Regions from separate parts of the Homo sapiens genome. Here region 1 is linked to region 2. A link is a loop called in an ENCODE intact Hi-C map of the cell type or tissue named here. Cell type or tissue: B cell. All regions are shown on one strand. Each heading gives the region's core, and the rest is flanking DNA. Links, peaks and the distances in the headings are about the cores only.

The links. Hi-C counts contacts between places; a loop is a spot of excess contacts. Peaks named below come from ENCODE experiments on the same cell type or tissue, not always from the same donor. Only the 100,000 strongest peaks of a DNase experiment are listed, where the experiment ranks them.
Region 1: it touches region 2 in a loop (3-fold over the local background); 2 of 110 quality-filtered maps call a loop at or near these places.

Annotation. Positions count from the first base shown.
Region 1 is chr5:158,591,182-158,603,088 of GRCh38, forward strand. No RefSeq gene overlaps it. Among named protein-coding and RNA genes, the nearest start is that of LINC02227, 190 kb to the left of the region's middle. RefSeq lists enhancers at 1-878, 369-997. In B cell, for the core only: no CTCF peak of the experiment used is centred there; DNase peaks (open chromatin) are centred at 6,970 and 8,140; H3K4me3 peaks cover 374 bases.
Region 2 is chr5:158,506,994-158,518,900 of GRCh38, forward strand. No RefSeq gene overlaps it. Among named protein-coding and RNA genes, the nearest start is that of LINC02227, 100 kb to the left of the region's middle. In B cell, for the core only: no CTCF peak of the experiment used is centred there; DNase peaks (open chromatin) are centred at 4,628 and 6,598; H3K4me3 peaks cover 850 bases; H3K27ac peaks cover 1,636 bases.

The DNA of each region.
Region 1 (11,907 bases), core at 4,837-8,836, 86 kb after region 2:
CCAGCCAATGCAGTCAGGAGAAGCAGTTTTAACAGCAGGGCTGTTATTTTAACAATAGGTTACCAGATCCATTGGGCAATCTGACTAAAAGCCCATATTTATTTCCCTAATTTTATAAACATTTAATAGGTCCTTATTAAACACATCAGCCAGCATGATTTAATAACACAATCAGTCTAGAAGTTTAAGAAAATTGAAAACAGGATTTGAATGTAATGCAGCCACAATTACTGGAGATTATAGGGAATCATTCCCATATGTCTCCAGTGGAGAGCTGCTAATCTCTGTTTGCGTGGAGGTGATTTCCTTTGGAACCCTGCCCAGCCTTCAACAGCACTAGGGCTGAACAAATTAGATTTGAAAGTCCCCAATTTTATGACTAAGGTAATACACTCTGTGTATTTAGAGAAACACTGAGTTCCTATTTTCACTGGCTCTCAAACGCTGGACAGAGACCTTGATTTCATTTAGTTTGGCTCCACTTAGAATACGGTCATAGGTCTGAAGGGGTCAGCATATGTTTTTGTGTGACTTTCATAGGTATTCTAATTCCTCTCCACCCACAATGCTGAGGCGTTTGCATCATGGCTTGGTGACGACAGATCTCAGGAATGTGCTGCAATTAGACCTGGAAGACAGCCGGCTTCTAGGGGCCTGGGGACCCGCACCTTCCTCTAATAAACTTTTGCGCCTCCATCTCATTCCCCGTCCTCCGCTCATGGTACCCTCCGAGTGGCTTTTCTTATCCTGAGAGAATAGCAACCTGGGAAACTAGGCTTTGTTTTTCTCTTTCTTACGCAGCTTCTGGAAAAGGTGAACTCTGCAAAGAGACAGATTTTCTTGATTCTGGGTAAAGCAGCAAGGACCAGTAGGCTAAAGATGAAAGTCTTGGGGGCTGCAATATTAGGAACAAACCCAAAAGCAGCATTTCTATTAGTATTAGCCTGAAATAGTGCTGGATGGTTTCCACCTTGATGTTTGCCTCCCATCCTGCCTCTTATTTTTGTAGAATGAGTGAAATATAGTAACAATGACTCCCAATTCTTGAACATTTACTGTGTGCCAGCACATTACGATACTGCCAGCTTTAAGCTTCACAATAACCCAATAAGATCAGTATTATCAACCACACCTTATAGAAAAAGAAACAGATTCTGTTGACTTTGGAACCTTCCTGTGGTCTCAGCAAAGCAAAGATTCAAACTCAGAGGGCATTGACTTAGAAGTTCCTTTTATATATATATATATATATATACTTTAAGTTCTGACATACATGTGCAGAATATGCAGGTTTGTTACATAGATATACACGTGCCATGGTGGTTTGCTGCACACATCAAACTGCCATCGACACTCAGTATTCCTCCTAATGCTATCACTCCCCTAGCCCCCCACCCGCCTACAGGCCCTGGTGTGCAATGTTCCCCTCCCTGTGTCCATGCGTTCTTATTATTCGACTCCCACTTATAAGTGAGGACATGTGGTGTTTGGTTTTCTGTTCCTGTGTTAGTTTGCTGAGAATGATGGTTTCCAGCTTCATCCATGCCCCTGCAAAGGACATGAACTCATCCTTCTTATGGCTGCATAGTATTCCATGATGTATACGTGCCACATTTTCTTTATCCAGTCTATCATTCATGGGCATTTGGGTTGGTTCCAAGTCTTCGCTATTGTGAATAGTACTGCAATAAACATACGTTTGTGTGTGTCTTTATAAGAGAATGCTTTATAATCCTATCCTTAATCGCTATTTGGAGTGTGTTTCTTCCAATAATGGTAAAGATAATGAGATGACAACAATGCCTTATGTGTGCATGAAAAGGAAGTGTACCTTTTCCTAGACATCTTTCCACTCAATTCAAGAGTTCTAGTTAGTTTCTTCCTGGTAACTTCCCTTACTGTGGTGCTTTTGGCTTTTGAAGATCCAGAAGCAACAAGAGGAGGAAGAGGTAAAGGGCTAGTGGAAGAAATCTGGGTAATTCTGAAGAGAAATGTTGAGCAGCTTGCAGAGAATGAGAGAAAATGCGATTTTACAGCTCTTGAGTTAAAACTTATTTATGATTTACCATGTACCCGGCACTGTTCTAAGCACCTGTCTTGTATTTCCCTTCATTTCAATCCTCCCAACAATTGTGTGAGGTAGTTCCATCTTAAAGTAATCCTACTTTACCCACATTAAGTAACTTTTTTAAAGTGACCCAGCTAGTAAGTGGCACAACCAGGATTTATGCCCAGACATTCTGGGTCTAGTGCCAACCCTCACCACTGTGCTAAGACATTGTGTATCAACTAGTCCTTCGCTTGGAGAAATGCAAGGAGGGAACTCATGTTGCTTTCAGGTTAGTTTTTGCTTGCTGAACTATATATATTTGACCTTCACTGAGCCCCTTGCCTGAAGCCCTCAGCAGGTTTATCTAAGCAGGTGGGATTAAAACCTTTAATTTATTGAGTTGACTTTACAACCTAAGCCCACATCCTCCTCCCCACCGCATGCACCCACCACAATCATATGTGTTCAACTCACAGTCACAAACATCTCCATTAACATATATTAAGGTTATATGTGCTGAGATTTAAAACAAAATGGAACCACTTTGAACCCTTTAGGCAAACAAGAACACCAGAAATCTCCATTCACCCTCCATCCTCGCCAAAGATTTGATGGTTCCCCTAAGGGCAGAATATTTGAACACCCAGTCGTCAGTGTATACAGACTTTTGTTCATTTCTTTAACCTAGAGCAATCATTACTCAACTCTAGCATGTATAAGAATTTCTGTAGATCATTGGATGCACTAAACAAAAGGGTACCCACTGAGTGTGATGGGTAAAGACAACTCTGCCTCCCCTGCTGATGCCAGGTGAGAGCATCCAGGTGAGAGCAACAGGTGAGTTGAGTCAGTGACCCACAATGCTTTGAGGCTTTTGAAGTGCCTCAACCACCTCCTTCTCAGTTACACCAACTCTGCGAGGTCACCAGTCCAGTTCCTGGCCCCAGGAGGCATGTGAAAGTAAATTAAAATGGAGACCAGGACTGAAGAATCCCTGAGCAGACCAAGCCAGGTAGGCCTCATCAGTGAGTTTAACCCTCCTTGATTTGCAAGCATGAACAAAACTTAACTTGAGCTAGTTTTCTTGTAAATGCCTATATTAAAGAAAAATAGAACTTAAGCTCAACCAATCAGGAGCAGCCAAAACACTTATCATTATATAAGTAGGGGCCTTCCAGCAAGAGAGACCAAATAAGGCAGCCGTATGACTATAACCAATCAAATATTTGCTTTGCTTTACTTCCAATTTTATCCTATAAAAACCTCCCTCTCGTGTTCCTCTGGTGGAGCTTCCGAGCCACTTCCAATTTGGAACTACCAGATTCATGAATCACTGTTTGCACAACTCAACTCTTTCAAAATTTATTGTGCCTCAGTTTGCCTTTTTAGCAGGTGTCATATTTCAAGCTCCGTTTCATCGAGGGCCTCATCTGAAGTCAAAATGTGCTGGACTCTAAAGAGAGCCTCAAAACTGCCCTGAAATCCAGTTTTTTCACATAGAGTAGCATCTTTTGTCATCATCCAACTTTTACCATGAAAGGGTCAAATGGCTTCTAGAAGCCATTGAACACAGCAGCCTGATGATGTAACAACTTTTTAAAAGAAATTCAAATAAGTTCTGCTGAAATGTCTACAAAAAAATCCAACTAAATCAATATCAGATACGATTTTGTGCTTCTAAAAGACAATACCTTCTAGAATATCATCACATTCCATCACTAAATATTTTATTTAATCAAAGTTTGTTGGTGTAGACTTTCTGCCAAATCCTCAGGGTGAATTCTAATTACACAGTGTAGCCAGGTGTTTACAGAGCATGACCTTTTTAGAGACTGTCTGCCTGGCTTTGTAACCTTGCCCAGCCAACCACTAGCTTTGTGTCCATGGGCATGCTTACTTCATCTCTCTGTGCATCAGATTTCCCATCTCTAATATGGGGACAATGACGGAATCTGCCTCTTGGTGTTGTCGTGAGTATTAAATCAGTTAATCTATGCAAAGTACTTGGAACAGTGCCTGGCACACATGAAGAGTTCAATCAGTGTTATCTCCTATAGTATCAAATGGGAAAATGCCTTAGTCAAGATGAGAGTCATTGAACAAGATATAAGTTTGTCTTCACAATAAATAAAATCAATTCAGCGGTATGTAGTGGACCAAGGATGGAGTTTTAGAGTCAGACAAACCTGAGTTTGCATTCTGGCTCTGCCTCTTTCTATAACTGTCATCCATGTAACTGCTGGAGGCTTAATGAATGGCAACTGCATGAGGCAGCATGATAGTCAGATGTGTGAACTTCAGAGCCACTTCTGGATTCCAACCCTCTGTCACTTAATACCTATCTGATTATGGAAGAGACATTCACACTTTCTGTACCTCAGTTTCCTCCTCTGAAATAATGAAACAATAAAGCCTGTGGGAGTTGTAGTGAAGGTTAAATGAGATATGTGTATAGTTCCTGATAGGTAATCAACACTCAATAAACTGTAAAAATGCTGCTGTTAATCTTTTCCAAATCACATAGGTAGTGGTTACCTCCAAAGTCAGATCTCATGAGAGAGACAATTCTATTAAGTGTTCTAAAATACATGTAACATGCCAGGTGCGGTGGTTCATGCCTGTAATCCCAGCACTTTGGGAAGCTGAGGTGGGCGGATTACGAGGTCAGGAGATCGAGACCATCCTGGCTAATGTGGTGAAACCCCGTCTCTACTAAAAATATAAAAAATTAGCCACGCGTGGTGGTGGGTGCCTGTAGTCCCAGCTACACGGGAGGCTGAGGCAGGAGAATGGCCTCAGGAGAGTGAACCCGGGAGCTGGAGTTTGCAGTGAGCCAAGATCGCCCCACTGCACTCCAGCCTGGGCGACAGAGTGAGACTCCGTCTCAAAAAAAAAAAAAAAAAAAAAATACATGTAACATATAATGTACTATCTTAGCCATTTTTATATATACAGTTCAGTGGTATTAAGTCATTCCCATTATTGTGCAGGCCTCACAACCATCCACCTTTAGAACTTTTCATCTTGGAAAACTGAGACTGTCTACCCATTAAACAATAGCACCCCATGCCCCTTTCCCCAGCCACTGAAAGAAAAACCATTCTACTTTCTGTCTTTATCAATGTGTCTACTCTAGGTACCTTATATAGGTAGACTCATACAATATTGGGTTTTTGTGACTCACTTATTTCACTTAGCATGATATCCTCAAGGTTCATCCATGTTGCAGCATGCATCAGAATTTCTTTCCTCCTAAGGCTGAGTAATATTTTGTTGTATGTCTATACCACATTTTTTTAATCCATTCTTCTGTCAATGTACACTTGGGTTGCTTCTGTGTTTTAGCTATTGTGAGTAGTGTTGTTATAAAGATGAGTGTGTAAATATCTGTTCAAGGCCCTCATATCAATTATTTTGGGTATATACCCAGAAGTGGAATTGCTGGATCATATGGTAGCTCTACTTTTTATTTTTTGAGGACCTACCATACTGTTTTCCACAGCAGCTCCACCATTTTGCAATTCTGCTAACAGAGCACAAGGGGCCAATTTCTCTGCATCTTTGTCAACACTTGTTATTATCTGGAGTTTTTTTGATAGTAGTATCCTAAAGGGTGTGAGCTAATGTCTCATTATAGTTTTGATTTGCATTTCTCAAATGATTAACAATGTTTAGCTTTTTTTGTGCTTATTGGTCATTCATAAATCTTCTTTGGAGAAATGTCTATTCAAGTCCTTTGACCATTTTTTAGTTAGGTTGTTTATTCTTGTTGTTGCTGAGTTGTAGAGAAAGACATTTTTAAAGATACTCTCAGAGACTTATTTTATGAAAAATATTTTTTCTTTATTCCTCAGAAAAATAAAGGGAACATTCTTACTGGAGAGAAAAATAGGAACTATAAGGTTATTTTGTGATAAGGTACATATAAAATGCCCCTTTCCCTAGGAATGGCTTACACAGAGGCCTCAGGTAAGGGACTGCAGGGAAGGCCTGCACCTCTTCCAGCCTAGCTCCAGCCCCAGCCCCAGTACCCTGTGCCTGTAGGGCAGACACAAGCACTTCTGCCTTTTGGGGCCTGGCATATTAGGGTGTCCACTTAGGCCCCATTAAAAATGGCCACCCTAAAGTGAAAAAAGCCAGTGTCTTTGTTCATTTTTGTGCTTCTGTAATAAAATACCACAGACAGGGTAGGTTATACACAATAGAAATTTATTTCTCACAGTTCTGGAGGCTGTGAAGTCCAAGAACAACGCCCTGGCAAGTCATGTCTGGTGAAGGCTGCCCTCTGCTTCAAGATGGCACCTTGGATATTGTGTCCACACATGGCAGAAAGTGGAAGGGCAAAAAGGGCCTAGTCTAGTTCCCTCCAGCCCTTTTATTAATATAAGGCACTAATCCATTCATAAGGGCAGAGCCCTCAAGACTTAGTCACTTCCCAAAAGGGCTTACCTCTTAATGGGGATTAAGTTTCAAAAAGAATTTTGGAGAGGACACATTCAAACCATAGCAGCAAGTCTCAGAAGGACAAATACTACATGATTCCACTTATATGAGGTATCTGAAATAGTCAAATTCATAAGAACAGAGAGAAGAATGGTGGTTGCCAGGGGCTGGAGGAGAGGACAACGTAGAGCTGCTGTTCAATGGGTATAAGGTTCCAGTTACGCAAGATGAATACCTTCTAGAGATCTGCTGTACAACATTGTCCCTATAGTTAACAATACTATGCTGTGCACTTAAAATCGTGTTCAGAGGGTAGATCTCATGTTAAGTATTCTCACCATAATAGTAATAACAATAACATGGTTACCACTGGGGATTCTGGTACCTGGAATGGCAGCTGGCTTCTGGATGACTTCAGTGGAAAACCATGCTTCACGAGTTACTGGACACTGCTTTCTGAGCCTCCTTCCCCAGGCCACACCCACTCTACAGCTTGAAACACTAATACTTCCTTTTTTTTTTTTTTTTTTTTTTTTTTGAGACGGTGGCCCAGGCTGGAGTGCAGTGGCGCGATCTCGGCTCACTGCAAGCTCTGCCTCCTGGGTTCACACCCTTCTCCTGCCTCAGCCTCCAGAATAGCTGGGACTACAGGCAGCCGCCACCACGCCTGGCTAATTTTTGTATTTTTAGTAAAGATGGGGTTTCACCGTGTTAGCCAGGATGGTCTCGATCTCCTGACCTCGTGATCTGCCCGCCTCAGCCTCCCAAAGTGCTGGGGATTACAGGCGTGAGCCACTGCACCTGGCCTAAAGCACTAATACTTCTCATAACATCCTATCACCTGAGAGAGTGAGCCCTGACACCCTCCCCTCTGAGTGTCCCCAGCTAACTCTTCAGTGAAGACTGAGCTGCATCTCCAAATGCCACACTAAAATCCTGATTTGCCTGCCCAGTTCATCTCTGGGGTGAGAGACCAGGAGAAACAGAAGACGGTTTTTACTAGAACCTAAAAACCTCAGTTCCTTGGGCACTCTTGCTGCCTGTACCAGTGTCCCAAAACCCAGCGCCTCCCTGGCACCATCTCCAGCCTCCATCCTTGTGGAATGGTGGGATCTTCCTGCTTTGCCTTACCAGGTGGGTAACACTGAATTCCCTGCCTTTGGCCTTTTTCACTTAACATTATTTAATTCCACTTTTACCCACAGCCTTCAGCCCTTAATTTAATATGCATTTACTCAACCACAGTCTGGGTGAACTTGCTAGGAAACAGAAAGGAAGGTCAAAATGTGAAGGGATGTGATGGATAAAAACCAATGGATAACTTTGATGAGGATGTGAGGCTGGGGGCCATCAAATGTTTAGCAGGAACCTGTGAAAATAACATTTCTGTGGTAATTCCTCCTAATATGCAGTGAACTGAGAACATTTCAGACATTTTATTTTCATGTCTTCTCTAATAATTGAAAAAATTTTAAAAAGCAAAATATCAGGGTCAAAATATTTCAGAGAGGTATTTTTTTTCACTTCTAGTTTGAAAGTAAATTGTTACTTTCTAAGCAAGCAAACAAAAAGGGCTTTTATGCATATCTGATTAGCTCATTTCCTTTGATTTTGGCGAGTGATGTCATTTGGGCCCAGCTGTTGGTATGCTGCAAATGATTTCCCTTCCTCATGTTTCAGCAAGTCATTTCTGCCCCTAATGGAATTACTTTGACTGGAACCCAGCATTTTTCATGGTTCACCTCTCCTATCAGCTGATACCCAGGACTCCTCTGGAAAAAATGAGGAAAGGCTACAAAGGCATTTAAATGCCTAGCAAACAATAACTTCACGTAGACTCTTATCAAGCAGTTGTCTTTTTGAAATCTGTTTGTGTCCAATGCCTTAGCTCCTCAATTCATCCAGTAAAATAACAGTGAGAGTCTGAAGTAGATGAAGGGTCTAAATTAAAGGGCCCTGCATTTTCAGAAGCAGGCCTGGCTTGCCCCTTTCTGCCTCATGTGCTTACAGCAGAGCTGACGTATTAACCCAACAGGGAAGGTAACGGAGCCATAGAAAGAACGGGGTAGCACACAGGAGCGGTGGCTTTCAAATTCTTCAGACTCAAGTCCACATTTGAGTGCCACGCCTTGCTAGCTAAGTTTCTGGGCGTCTTTATACCCCAGTTTCTTACCGGTAAAAAGAAGCTACTAAAAGTAAGCACAGATAGTGGGAGAGGCTGTGAATATGTGGGAACCAGGGGTTTATGAGGAACCTCTGCACATTTGCTCAGTTTTTCTGTGAACCTAAAGTTGCTCTAAAAAAATCATAAAATCTACCTTTTAAAAAAAAGCAACAGGACAGAGGGTTGCTGTGAAAACTGGCCCTTAAAGTACTTAGAACTCTACGTAGCACAGTCATCATTATGTGCTGCTTCTAAACTGGTTATTAGATGTTCGGGCACGGGGTTATCTGCTAGATCAATGCTTTTCAGCCTATGTACTCTTGACATTTGGGCCATTTAATTTTGTTGGGAATAGGGATGTCTTGTGAACTATAGGATGCTTAGCAGTATCCTAGCATCCCTGGTCTCTCTACTCACTAGATGCCAGTAGCAACTTCAATTCCCTCCCAACCAGTAGTGAAAACTAAAGACATCTCCAGACATTGCCAAATGTCTCCTGAGGGGTATAATTGCCCTTGGTTGACAATAACTATGCTAGGTTAAAAGAAAAACAATAATCAGTGCATTCAACGGCTCCACTGAATAGAAACACTTCATGGTCCCGGTGAAACTCTCTTTTTGAGAATTTTGCTTACTTGTTTCTCTAATTGTCAAGCGCTGCTTTCATCTGTTCAGACTGATCTCACAGCACACCTGGCTCACCTTAGCCCTGCCCCTGTTCTCCCACAGCTGGATGCACTGCCTTCCCTCTTCTGCTCTCTTCCTGTCTGAACACTTCCTAGCTTCGGCCTCCACCTCCTTCATTACTTCTTGAATACTTGAAGCCTTCGGAAGTCATCCTGTCTTCCCAGATTCTTAGTCTGCCACTCCATCTAGCAACTCATTTTACCTTGGCCCTGAGAGGATTGCCTGAGAGACTAGAGGTTTTAGAGCAGGAAAAGATGATACAAATCACGTAACCCAGCAGCCTCTAGGAGCAGATGAGGACGTTTGGATGTGGGAAGGCTACAGAACTTGTGTAAGGTCACAGTGCTGGTGATGTGGAGCTGGAATTATGACCTCTGCTTGGCAGCCGTCCCCCTGGAGTGGATGCTCCTGGGAGTTGGTCCCTGTGTCCAGCCTCTGTCTTCATACACAAATTATGTTTAGACAGGTTGGCCCATGCAGACTTATCAGTGGTTCAGAGATATCCAAAAGCTTTGTTCCTCTCATGGTGCTGAGTCTAAGAGATTTATCTTTCTTGCATCCCCTGCTTACACTAAACTTCCATTTAAGCTTAATAGCCAGAGAAGTGACTGTAAGCAGTTCTCCAACCTGAGCTTGCATTAGAATCACCTGGAGGGCTTTTTGAACCATAGAGAGCTGGGCTCCACCCCTGGAGTTTCTGATTCTGTGAAGGTGGGGTGGGTCTGGGACTTTGCATTCCCAGGTGATGCTGATATTGCTAACCCTGAGATCTTATTGGGAGAGCCTGAGAGAGAGTGGTTAAGAACCTGGACTTCACAACTGAACAACCCTGAGTTTCAGCTCCTGTTTCACCACCTTGGGCAAGTGACTCAACCTCGGTAAGCCTCAATTTTCTCATCTTTACATAAAGATAATCATTAGAAGTGCTCATTACGATGTGTTGTTACATATAACATCTTCAATTTTTGGCATTTACCAACTCGCAGCATGGGTCCTGACCAGAGGAGTAAAAAGAGGTCAATTTCCTTCTTTTTTTTTTTTAAGCTAGTGGCTTAAGAGGAAATAGAAAGTGAGGCTCAGTTTAATTTGGTATGGGACTCTGCAAAAACCATTTTACATATTAGCCAATTCTGTAAAATGGACCAAATGGCTCTTCTCCACTTCCCCCGATGTCCCCCGGACCTGTTGGTCAGGTAAGAGGATAGTAATGAGTACTCTGAAAAGAATTAATTAATAATATGACACTGCTATAAAAGTTCATTCCTGACTTGCCTCTTTCAGCAATAGTCCTCTGGAAGATGAGTTCTTCTCTTGCCTTTGTTTCTTTCCAAACCTGCGTAGCTTACCTTCCAGACGGGCACTTTCCTCCTCACTATAGCCCAAGTGAGTATCTCCCTTTTCTGATGAATCTCTATTGCCTAATTCCTACTTAACTATAAACAGCTTGCTTTGAAACTTACCTGCCTAATGAGTACTGTCTCCATGTCTCTTCTCTCCGATTAAACATTCTTTGAGGAAATGAACTATGCTTTCCATTTCTTTTGAATTACCCCTGAGTGCCTGGCATCATTCTATGAACAGTCAATAGACGAATGTTGATTAAATGTATATTGCCTAGTTTTCATAGAATGTCAAAGCTTTAAACAGGACATGGGAAAATAATTTCCTGTGTCTTCATATTTAAGATGTAGCTCTCTTCATCTTTTAGGTCATTCGTGCTTGTGTACAACGGGTTGGTCACGTCAGACTCCTAACAGCTCAAGCTGACTGCCTAGAGAAGGGTAACTCCCAGGGTCAATCTATTTGCAACACTTCCCTCTGATATTAACAAAACTATTTTTGGGGAGATCACAACCTTAGGAAAATGAAATATGTCTGGCTTTTCATTGTCATATCACTTTGTGACCAAAATTGTAAAAGCATTATGCTGAGCGGGTTACCCAGACTTCTCGAGTTAAATGGACGAACATTAAACTCCTAAAATAATGAAACCCCCGGAGTAATGGGAAGTGAAGCGGAAAAGAGGGAGCTGAGAGGGCTTCTAGTCCTATTTGTGTCCTACTAAAGTGTAGCCATAAAATATAATGGGCCAGTCGGGGTACATGTGGTTTAACTTGTATTCCCTCTCCTTTCCCAAACATGCCTTTTTTTAATAGGACAGTGATTCTACCAAAGATAGGTTTTCCTGGGGAGAAGTTGAGAGAGCCATGACCACAGTGGCCCATGGAGCATCCATGAAGTCTAAGGCCTTGCAGTGTTCTGAATGGGATTCCCTGTTGCCTTCTTTTTTCTTTTTTTCCTAGCATTTGTCCCTTTGGGAAAACTATTCCACCTCTTAGAATTCGATTTCCAGCTCCCTCTGTCCCACCACACCTTCAAAGAGGACTTGGTATACCGATTCCTTTTCACTACCAGTAGTGAAGCATGAGTCTAATCAGCAAAGGGCAGGGCCCCCAAAGCAGGCCGCTGGATGGAGGTGGTGGGACTTGCAAGAGGCAGCTTGACTTTCCTAGGATGCTCTTCAGTCTTCCATTTGGACCAGTAGCTCTTGACCATAGGTCAT
Region 2 (11,907 bases), core at 2,752-6,751:
AATATTTTTCAAGAATTAATGTGAAATAAAGAACTTTTGGACAAACAAAATATGGGATAATTTATTACAAGCAAATAGACATTCTAAGAAATAATCTACAGGAAATTCTTCAGGCTGAAGGAAAATGAACCCAGGTGGAAGCAGGAAAAGATGAAGAATACCAGAAAGGATAAATAGATAGGAAAATATAAACAAATATTGCTGTTTAAGGAACAGTAATAGTGCTGTCTTGTACAGCCTATCACATAAGAGTGAAGAAAATATGTCAACAATAGCACAAAGGGTGGAGAGTAAAATAAAAGTGGTTAAACTCATAAGTGTCTTAAATAGACTGTTAAATTCAGGATTGCATACTGACGTATCTAGGGAAATTATTAAAAATAAAATACAAGAATGTACAGTTGAAACACTATTAAAGAACAAAATATTGAATAAAAGACATATGAGGCATCCAAAAGAATGCAGGAAAGCAGGAATAAGGAACAAAGAAATAAACAAAAAATAGATAACTAGAAAAGAGAAAGCCCCAGTGAGTATCAGTAAGTACAGTCAAGGTACATACCCTAGTAAGATTGTCAAGCTAACTTTTTGAAAAAGACCTAACTATATGTCATTTATAAGAGATAAAATTTGAATATAAGATGGTAGTTAAGTTGAAAGTAAAAGGATGAAATGAAGATGCATCACAAAATACAAACAAAGGAAAGTTGGAATGGCTATATGACTTAGTCCGTTTGTGATGCTATAATAAAATACCCGAGACTGGGTGATTCATAAAGAACAGAAATTTGTTATTTACAGTTCTGGAAGCTGGGAAGTTCAAGATCAAGCACCAGCATTTGGTACCTGGTAAGAGCCTCTTGCTACATCCTCCAAAGAGGCCAAATGCCATGTTCTCACATGGCAGAAGGGACAGAAGGGCATAAAAGAGAGAGTTTTCTCTGAAGCCTCTTTTTAAGGGCATTAATTTATTCATGAGAGTAGAGTCCTCACGAATTAATCATTTCCCAAAAAGTCTCAGCTCTTAATACCACCACAATGGGGATTTAGTTTAAACATGAATTTTGGGTTTCTGTTTGTTTGTTTTTTATTTTACTTTTTTTCGACTTTTAAAAAAATTGAAATAGAGTCTCACTTTGTTGTCCAGGCTGGAGTGCGGTGGCACAATCACAGCTCACTGGAGCCTTGACCTCCCGAGCTCAATCAATCCTCCCAAGTAGCTGGGATTACAGGCTCATGCTACCATGCTCAGCTAATTTTTTTTTCTTTTTTTTGTTGGTACAGACAGGGGTTTGCCATGCTGCCCAAACTCTTGGGCTCAAGTGATCCGCTGCCTCAGCCTCCCAAATTTTTCAACTTTTATTTTAGATTCAGGGGGTACATGTGCAGGTATGTTACCTGAGTATATTGTATGATGCTGAAATTTGGGGTATGAATGATCCCATCACTCAGGTACCGAGCATAGTAACCAATAGTTTTCAACCCTTTCTGCCCTTCTTCCCTCAGTGTAGTAGTCCCTGGTTTCTATTGTTGCCATCTTTATCAACATGAATTTTGGAGGGGACCCCCACATGCAAACCACAGAACTATATAGATAATGAACAAAATATCTTATTAGAATATAGTGATTATTCAATAAATTGTTAACTCAAATTGTTCTTAAGAGAATCTTATAAAAAATCTTAAAATCTAATGCTTTGGGATTCTATAATATTAACTTAGAGATGATTCTTAAATTTTTTTACTGTTTCTTTCAAGCTACCTTTCAGAATCTACCATAAAAACACCATGTTTTTTATTTCCTCAGGCAAATTTTTCAACAAATTATAAATATATTATATATATGTGTTTATATATAATATCTATTATATATGTATCTGAACATTTCAGATTGCATATATAACATAATATACATGTTATATATCTCAATTGAAATAAGAATATATTTGGACATTAAATATTTTCAATTTAAACTCCTTAAAATGTGCCCAGTGCACTTTAAGGAGAGTGTTGTGATGTACCAGCACATTTGAAATTCAGGCATTTGTGAAAACTTGGAATTTGGAGGTTTAATCCTTTAAATTGTTAAATCCTATGTCTGTGGGAATTGAAACTGTAAGGGAGTTTAGATCTCTGTAGGTATCCACTTATTTTGCAAGTGGCATATGTGCAGCCCACAAAGGGTAAGAAGGATAAAGCGTAGATCCTTGGCCTCCTGAATCATTGTCCAATATTCTTTTTACTTTGCTATCGTGAAGACCTTTCTTAAACACATTTAACAAGTGTTTTAAGAGCATTTACTATATGAAAGGCATTGAGCTGCTCATTGCATATACAATAAAGAAAGGCTCTGCCATCGATAGGTTTGCAGTCTAACAAAAAACATAAACCTCAAATTAAAAATGTATTATTTTATTAAACTTTTGATGAGTGCCACAGCATGTGATGTGTTCTTAGGAGAGTGGGATTCAGCCTGGTAGAGGCTTCATAGAAGGCATTCCTTCTGAAGGGGAATCAGAGTTAACCAGGAAATAAAGAGAAAGAAGAATATTTCAGGTGGAGAAGAGAAAGTTGGTGACCTGAGATGGGAAGGAGCTTGATGCTACAGGAGCTGATAGAAAGCCACTGTAGCTGGTGCCTGTGTGTTGGGGGACGGAGAGAGGGAGGGTGTCACAATGTGATCTGCAGCAAGACTAGATATTGAGGGGCCAGATTGTGAAAGATCTTATAGGGCTCACCTGCTAAGATTTTGGAAGTTGTTTGAGTATCACTAAAGAAAGGGAATAAAATGTTCAGATTTATATATATATGTGTGTGTGTGTGTGTATACATACACACACACATATATATTTACATATGAATATATATTTAAATATTTGTCAAGTTTATTTATCTATATTTATGTATATATTATTTATAAATATACTATTTAAATATTTAATATAAAAATATTGAAATATTTGTCATTTATACATAAATATATAAAAATTGGAACATTTCAGATTAATTTATATATAAAAATCAGAACATTTATATATGTAAAATATACTTATAAATATATAAATATATATTTCATGGAAGAAATAGTTATTAAAGGCTGGCAGAGTGATCTTCACACAGAGTGGAAGATGAAAGCTAAGAATATAATGTAAAACTCCAAAATGCAGCTTTTAATAAAGGAAAATATTAGAAATGTTTAGCATGTAGACAACAATCTAACCCACAGTGATAGTTTGCGAAGGTGTCAGTGTACTATGGGAACATGGAGGAGGTATTTAGGATTATATGAGTACTTTCCTTATCTTTTATTTGGTATAATTTTTAAGGCACCAATGTGTATAATTTGTAATAATTACCATCAAAAATAAATCGAGTAGATTTGATAAAGTGTCAAGTTGATTTGTATAAATATATAATCTGAAATATTCACATATATGAACATTTTTATAGATATGTAACCTGATTTTATACTTGTCTGTAAAATTTCATGAGGGCAGAGACAATATTTTTCTTGTTCAACATTGACTCCTCAAACTCTGGCACAGTGCCTGCATATAAACATTCAATAATTATTTGACAAAATAATGGATGATAAATGGATGGATGGATGTACAGATGGATGGATGGACAGATGGACGGATGGATGGATGGGCGGATGGATGGATGGGTGGATGGATAGATGGACGTATGGACGGATGGACGGATGAACGGACGGATAGATGGATGGATGGATGGATGGATGGATGGATGGATGGATGGATGGATGGATGGAAAGAATAATATGGAAAATGGGTTAGAGTAGGGTAAAGTAGAAGTAGGAGACCAGTTCAGAGGCAATGAATGCCCAGGGAAAGGTAATGGTGGCATGAAATAGGTGGTGCAGTGAAGATAAGGTGAATTATACAGATTTGAGAAATTCTAAAGAGGCAGACTTTACATAACCTGATAATGATTTCTAGTTTCTGTTATGAACACCTGGGTGGATGGAGGTGCCATTTATTTAACCTAGGAGGAGCAGGTATGGAGGGAGATCATAAAAGTCTCTCATTGACTTTTGTACTTCTCTGCAGAGAGTGAAGTGAACTCTCTAATCCCTCTTTGAAGCCTGAGGAGCTTACAGGGACAAAGTGTCATCATTGTGCTCAGTGGGAACATTGCCCTGGGCTGTAGATGAGAAGCAAAGGAGAACAATTTACAAATAAAATTGCAGTGTTATTTATTTATTTATTTATTTAAGTATAGGGTGACGGTCTTTGATATCAACTTGTTTACTTAACAAATTTGTCTTTTATTCTCATAAAGGACCATATTTCATGATTCTTAGATGAAAATATTTAACATCTCTGAAATTGGGATATGTCTTACAATTCACAATGCCTGCCTAAGACAAAGGTTTGCATGCAGGTAGCTTATTTGAGAATGGATTTCTAGGGCCAGGAGAGGGCAAGTGAACAAGAAGTGGGGAAAGGTAATGCAAGGTGATGTTATTGAATGGCCTAGCCTGTATGTGACTAGTAATTCACCCAGGACCTTCTGTGGAGAGTTTTATGAAATTTGGCTTAGAATCATCTGCTGTGAGGACATTGTCTACAGTTGGTTGTGGGTTGCTCCATGGAGCATGACCTCCCCACATCCTTAAGTTGCAGGTGTGTAAATGTCAAGGCTGCAGGCATTCTGCAGTGCAGTGTCAGAGAAATTCTGGGGCAGGAAGCAGTCAGAAGCAGGCCAAACACTACACAGAACTGTTGTAGGTGAAGTGGTGCACAAAGGATATGTGCAGTGTATGGTTTAACTGGCCATGCTTTTTCTTTCTTAATTCTACATACAATAATGGTATATCTTACATAACACCTTATATCTTATAGCTTCATAACACCTTAGATTTAATGGAGCAAAATGGACTGTTGACATTGCAAAGATGCATTTTGTTGAGATGAGATTTGAATAAGCAACATTAGTAAAACTAAATTAAGCCATTTTCCACAAGGCAGAGACTGCAATTCTTATTTCTTATTTCTCTTCACTGGAATTGTGTAGGTAAGTTTCCAAAACCAAGACTTTACCTCTACTATGGAAAATATTCTACCTGAAAATAACTAGTACAGTATTCCATCGTATACGCTGGTATAGGGGAGCATTTCTTTTCTTTAAAGAATTGAATCTTTATTTCAAATGAAATCTTTTTCAGAACTCTGTTACATAAAACAGATAAAAATGGAAATGCGCTGATTGAAGCAGAAATGGGGAGGGGGTGTTCCCAGGACCCCACAGCTCTGTTTTCTTATCTCCTGTGTAGGCTTCTCAGGCCTCTACATGGAGCCTTAGAGTTCCAACAATAGGGTTAAGAACATGTAATAGACAGGAGACTTGCTGCCTGCCCCCTGCCCCCAAGGCATTTACGTAGTGTCCATTCATTCTTGTTTTAAAAACAATTCTAACAAACTCAGTAATATGGTTTCCCAGCTTGTAACAGATTTAGAAGCAGTAATTTATATGGAATAAATAGCTATTAAAGGTTGGCGTCATGATCTTCACACAGAGTGGAAGCTGGAAGCTAAGAATATAACTGCAAAACTCCAAAGTGCAGCTTTTAAAAAAGGGTGGTATTCAGAAATATTTAGCATGTAGACAACAATTCGATCCACATCAGTAGTTTGCAAAGATGTCAGTGTACTATGGAACATGGAGGAAGTATTTAGGATTATATGAGTACTTCTCACATCTTTTATTTGGTATAATTTTTAAGGCATCAATGTGTATAATTTAGAATAATTATAAAAAATAAATCAAGTATATTTGATAAAGTATCATTTCAGTTACATGGAACATTTTTGTGAGTAGAATATTGTATTTCTCAAATTGTTGAATAAGCCATACATCCCTGTGTGTATCAGTATTCTTTTACCTCTAAGGGGTAGGAAATGCAAGTAAAACCTGTATATAGATGAAGAAAGTAGTTGAACATCAAGAAGCTTTAGCTAGGGTTTGATCCAGCAGCTTACTATGTTACCAAATACCTGATTTCTTTCTGCTTTCCATTTTCACTTTAGGCCTGGCCCCCTTCATGGCCACAGTATGACTTGTTGCTTTCTCATTCACATTCAGCAGGAATGGGGAGGAAGATAATGAGGAGAGAAAGGGGGAGAGAGAGAGAGAGAGAGAGAGGAGAGAAGTTGGTTCTCCTTCCTTAGTCATTAAGCAAAGATACTCTCTCTGATTGGACCAACATAGTTCATGTGTCCATCTCTGACACAATAACTGTACTATACTGTACTCTAGGGATGAGATTATATTAATCAATTTAGGCCAGTTAGGGCTTGACTATTAGCTGAAGATAGTGTTAATTCCCCCAGACCCCATAGTGATACACGTGGAGAAACAAATGTTCCTCCTGTTACCTGGGAGGGTAACAGACCATGTCCACAGCACTGTTTCTCAAGGTAAGTATTGATCAACTGGACTCTGAGCTCAGTGATATGAGGAATCATTTCTTTTTTTGTCTGTTGCTGTAGCCCCAGCATGAGCACAAGACCTATCATCAGAGGAGCCCAATCAATATTTATTTATTTATGAATGAACAATGGATTTTTTTTCTGTGCGGAGAAATACACAAATTTTTATTTCATTTTCGCACTTCTTGCTACTCCCTGGTTGCAGTTGTTGAGGAGCTATTTCTGGCTTGACAAGAAGCAGGAAGTATCAAGATCAGTCACTGAACAAAAAACATTTCCTCCTGAGGTTTTTAGCACTATTTCCAAAACAAAAGAGAATGAAATCAGTTGGAATAAGACAAGAAGAAGTCAATCATTTATTTCCCGTGCTATGAATGTTAAAAAGAAGAACGAGGAGGAGAAACAGGAGGGGAGGGAATAGAGAGAGGGACAGGGAGAAGAAAAAAAATGGAAAGGAAGAAAGAAAAGAAGAAAGGAAGGGAGAAAGGAAAGAACATCAGGAGAGAGGGAGAGAAGGAAGGGAGAAAGAGAAGGAGAGAGGGAGGGAGGGAGGAAGAACATATAACTAGAATCTAGCTCCAGTGCAAAGGTACTTGGAAATAGTGGTTAGCCTATGACATCATTTGCTGAATGATAGTTCAGTGTGTGTGTGTGTGTGTATTTTCTGATAAACGTCAAGCCTAATTTGAGGCTTTAACATTGACCAAACAGCTATGAGAATGTGGATAGCAAGTTATAAATCACCCAGCCATTTGGGTGTGGATAAAAGTTCCAAGCCAAATACCTGAGTGTCCACTTCATAACGGGTATAATAAGGCTATTTGAAAGCATGACCTAGATCCCAAGCTATACTTTTTTTTAAGAGAACTCTGTGACGTGTTTATATGCACATATTGGAATTGTATCCAAGGGGAAAAAAAACAATTGACTTTCTGACTTTGTAGTCTTTCACTGACTTTTAAGGTATTTCATGAAATGAAGTAATAACTTCAAGATCAAGGACATTTTCCTTTGGGTCTTCATCAATTATTTCACTTTCTCTTGGCAAGGGCCTCCACCCACTTCTTCCAAAGTATCAACCACTGGGCTGATGCTGCACTGGAAAAAATTACTGTCCCTCTCTCTCTCTCTCTCTCTTCCTTTCTGGATGCATGTTCATGCCATTAAATTGTTTTAATCACTTCAACTTTTACTATAGTTTGGCAATAGGTATGTCACTGAATTGTATGTTTCCAGTTTAATGCATTCAGAATGCATTCAAGTAGCTTCCAATGCACTTACTCATTGCTATTCAAATGAGATAACCATATTTCAAAAAACAGAGCTCAGAGAGAGGGATGAGGTGACTAATGGGTTATAGGGGAAAACCATCTATCAAGACACACTGGAGACTGGACAGATGGTGAAGAAATACCCCCAAGTCCATTTCCCCAGCCCTGGAAGGCCCACTGATTTTATTTCCAGCAAACACACACCTTGGCTAGCTTCCCCTCACAAGCTTCTGGCTAATTTTTCCTATATTAAGATCTTAGAGAAGTAGGAAACTTACCTGTTTCTCACACCGAAGTTCATGAAAAAGCCAACCCCATAAGGAGCCAATCTTAGGAGCCCTAAGCAAGTGCTGCCAGTTACAGAGACAGCAGTGGCACAGCACTCATACATAGTGCTGGTTTTTAATGAGTGTTAGTAGGACTAGGACAAAGTGGAGTTTGGGGCAAACATTCAAAGTAAATAAAGTTTGTTCTCTTCACCCTACTTCTATTACTCATCTTTTAGGTCTCCAGGGCATCTTGTAACTCCATGAATGCCCAAGTTTCAGTGCTGAACTTCTCTCTTTCTTTGAGAAATTAAGAAATTGACGCAGCTTCAGGCCGGACATAGTGGCTCAAGCCTGTAATCCCAGCAATTTGGGGGGCCGAGGCAAGCAGATCACCTGAGGTCAGGAGTTCAAGACCAGCCTGGCCAAAATGGTGAAACCCTATCTCTACTAAAAATACAAAAAAAATCACCTGGCATGGTGGCGCATGCCTATAGTCCCAGCTACTTGGGAGGTTAAGGCAGGAGAATCACTTGAGCACAGGAGGTGGAGTTGCAGTGAGCCGAGATCGTGCCACTACACTCCAGCCTGGGCAACAGAGCAAGACTCTGTCTTAAAAAAAAAAAAAAAGAAAGAAAAAAGAAAAAAGAAAAAGAGAAGACATTGACCCAGCTTCTGAACTTCCAAGCCCTTCTTTTATATCAAGTGACCAGGATGATACCAATTTCTTGAGAATGATGTTGGACTTACACTAGACGATATGCATAAAAAACCTTGTAGAACCAGGCACATGTTAGGTGTGTTTCCTCCTCCACATTCTTTCTACCTTGGCCTTTCTTACAAGTTCCAGGGAGCTAACAGTGAGCTTCAAGGCAGAAAAGACTACCCCGTGACCAGATGTCTGGGACCTGAAACTTTAAAGTAGCCTATCAGGCAATTTGGCAATTTTTGTCAAATCCTAAGTGTGAGTCATCCAAAACAATACCGTTTCTAGAAATTTACCCTAAAGAGACATTCACCTAAGTATACAAGATGTGCACAGAAGGATGAACATCACGTCATTGCTAATAATGACAAAGAATTGCAAACTACTGAAACAACTATCAAAAGGGTACTGGCTAAACATGGTATATCCATACAGTGAAATAGGATACAAGTATTTTTAAATGATGTGACAATTCTATTTTTATTGATATTAAAATTTGTTGATGTGATATTCTAAAATAAAAAGAGGTTTACAAATCAGCACGTGTAGAGTGATTTCACATATGAATCTGTTTATCTACAGCTATACTCATTCATACAGCTCTGCAAAATCAGATGGCTACAGAGAGATATCTGAAGAATGTTAAATAGGATTTTAACATTGTTTTATCTCAGAGTAGTGGGGTCTGAAGATATAGTCTACTTTTTTTCTTTTACTTTTCTATGAAAAGTTTTCTATGTGAAAACAATTTTAAACAATAGGCTTATGCCATATTTATCCCAAAACATTAAAACTATCTTTCGACCTGTCCCCTGAAACGCTGAGCATGGATATTTCTACCCCAACTTGTACCTCATCTGTTCTCCACTGCTTATGATTACTTAAGGAGCTGTTTATCTTTCCATGAGACTGAAACCTCCTCTAAAATAAGGGTTGTATCTTTACCCCAGTCCACAGTGCCACACACCATTGCACTAACAGAAACTCAGTGAATGATTTCCACTTTGAAGTCTAGACCTCTGGTGATGTGGAAGCTGTTCCAAATTCTGACGTTGCCTGGCAGTGAAGCCATGGGGAACACCTGAGATGGCTCGTGCTAAAACATAAGTAGCATGATCTTGGAGATTCCTATTTTTCCTAATCTCATTATTCTGAAACCTAACTTGTTCAATGCCTACAAAGCAAATGAAATCAGAGGACACATAGATCAGATTTATAGACTCTAAAATGCTGCAAGAATGTAATGTGAGATTAAAAATGGAAAACTCAGTGCCAACAAAAATAATAGCGACCCAAATCAATAATGATCCTAATAAAAAGAAAGACAATTCTAGTGGGCTCTAAATAACTTCCTATTGCCCTTTGTCTTTCCCTGCCCTCACCTCTGAGCCTTAATTCCTTGTGGACTTAACACTGATACTCAGTTTGGGGATTAAAGCAGGACCTGACCTGGATTTGCTCCACATTGCCAATGCCCTAGATTGAAATGTTAAAGGACTTGGAATAAAAAAGTTGCATTTTCAGTAACGGCTTCATAGTGGCTGGGGAATTAATGTCAGCCAGGCAGTGATTTCCCAGTGGTTGGGTTTGTAGCAAAAGTCTTCAACTTTTATGTGTGGCCTGTTTGAAGTTGAAAATTGTTGTTAGACTCTCCAAAGTTGTTTGAGGTGTCACTCATCCTTCCCTTTTGTGTTGGGGTGAGGATGAGAAGCACAGCGGCTGGGAATAGTTCTGTGACTGCCACCCCCTGAGGCAGGTCCCTGCCAGGGCCCAATTGAGCCCATCTCCCAGGGTATTCAAAGCTTTCAGTGCAATGCAGCTCCGCATCTGTCTGTAGTCTTATCACCCACTACTCTTTTGCAGGAACTCTCCACTCCAGCAAGAGTGAGGAGCTCATGGCCCCATGAATGTGCTGTGCCAATGAGCATCTCTAGCATTTTTATTCAACATACGATTTGCCCTTTTAGGATATTGTGTTTCAGAGAGGCAGCAGCACAGGGAAATAATAATAATGATGATGATAGCATAGTAGCAATAATACCACAGCTAACATCTTACTTAGCACTGATTATAGGCCAAAAGCTGGACATAAGATTCTTTCATTTGGTTGTCTCAATAACCCCATCAGATAGATGCAAATACCTCCATTTTACATAGGACGCAATCGAGGCCCAGGAAGCTTAAAGGAGTTCACCAAGGTTATGCAGCCCATAAATCGGGGTTGGAATTCTTGTAGTGTGACTCTAGAACCTATACCTTTTGTTATTTTCTTCACCTAGGAATGTCTAGTCTTGGGAGCAGAAAGACCTGCCTTTTGGCTCTGTCTCCATCACGTACTGACTGTGTGACCTTGATCAAGTGTCTTTACCTTAAAATCAAGACTCCCTCATCTAAAGAATGTGGTAACACTGTTTTCCTTGAAGGATTGCTAGGAGAATCAGAGTTAATACATGCCAGGTGCCTAACCAATGAATGGTAGCCACGATATTTGTCCTTTATTCAATATCACCCTTTTTTCTTAGATCCTGCCCTATTGCCTCCTTAAAGCACCTCCTTTCTCATTTTTTTTTTTTTTTTTTGAGACCGAGTCTCACTCTGTTGCCCAGGCTGGAGTGCAGTGGCGCGATCTCAGCTCACTGCAAGCTCCACCTCCCGGGTTCACGCCATTCTCCTGCCTCAGCCTCCAGAGTAGCTGGGACTACAGGCGCCCGCCACCATGCCCAGATAATTTTTTGTATTTTTAGTAGAGAAGGGGTTTCACTGTGTTAGCCAGGATGGTCTCGATCTCCTGACCTCATGATCCACCTGCCTTGGCCTCCCAAAGTGCTGGGATTACAGGCGTGAACCACCGTGCCCGGCCACCTCCTTTCTCTTGACAGTGCCACTCATTAGAGGTTTTATGTTCATCCTCAAGGGAGACAAAAGAAGGCTATGAGGAGTCTAAAAATCTAAAGCTTAGGTGTTCCTCTGCTAGTAAACCTGGAAGAACCACACATCTCAATAACTGTGGGCCGGAGGAGGCTAGAAAATACTGGATCCACCCAGTAACTTCCAGTATAGGGTAGAGTAGCAATTCAATTCATGGGCTTGGAATTTAGAATTTAAATCCTGACTCTTCTATGCTCTGGGTGAAGCAAATAGCTGCTCCTGTAAGATAGCACACTCAATGCAATTTCCATGCCCTCCTGGTGCAACATCCACATCATAGAGGC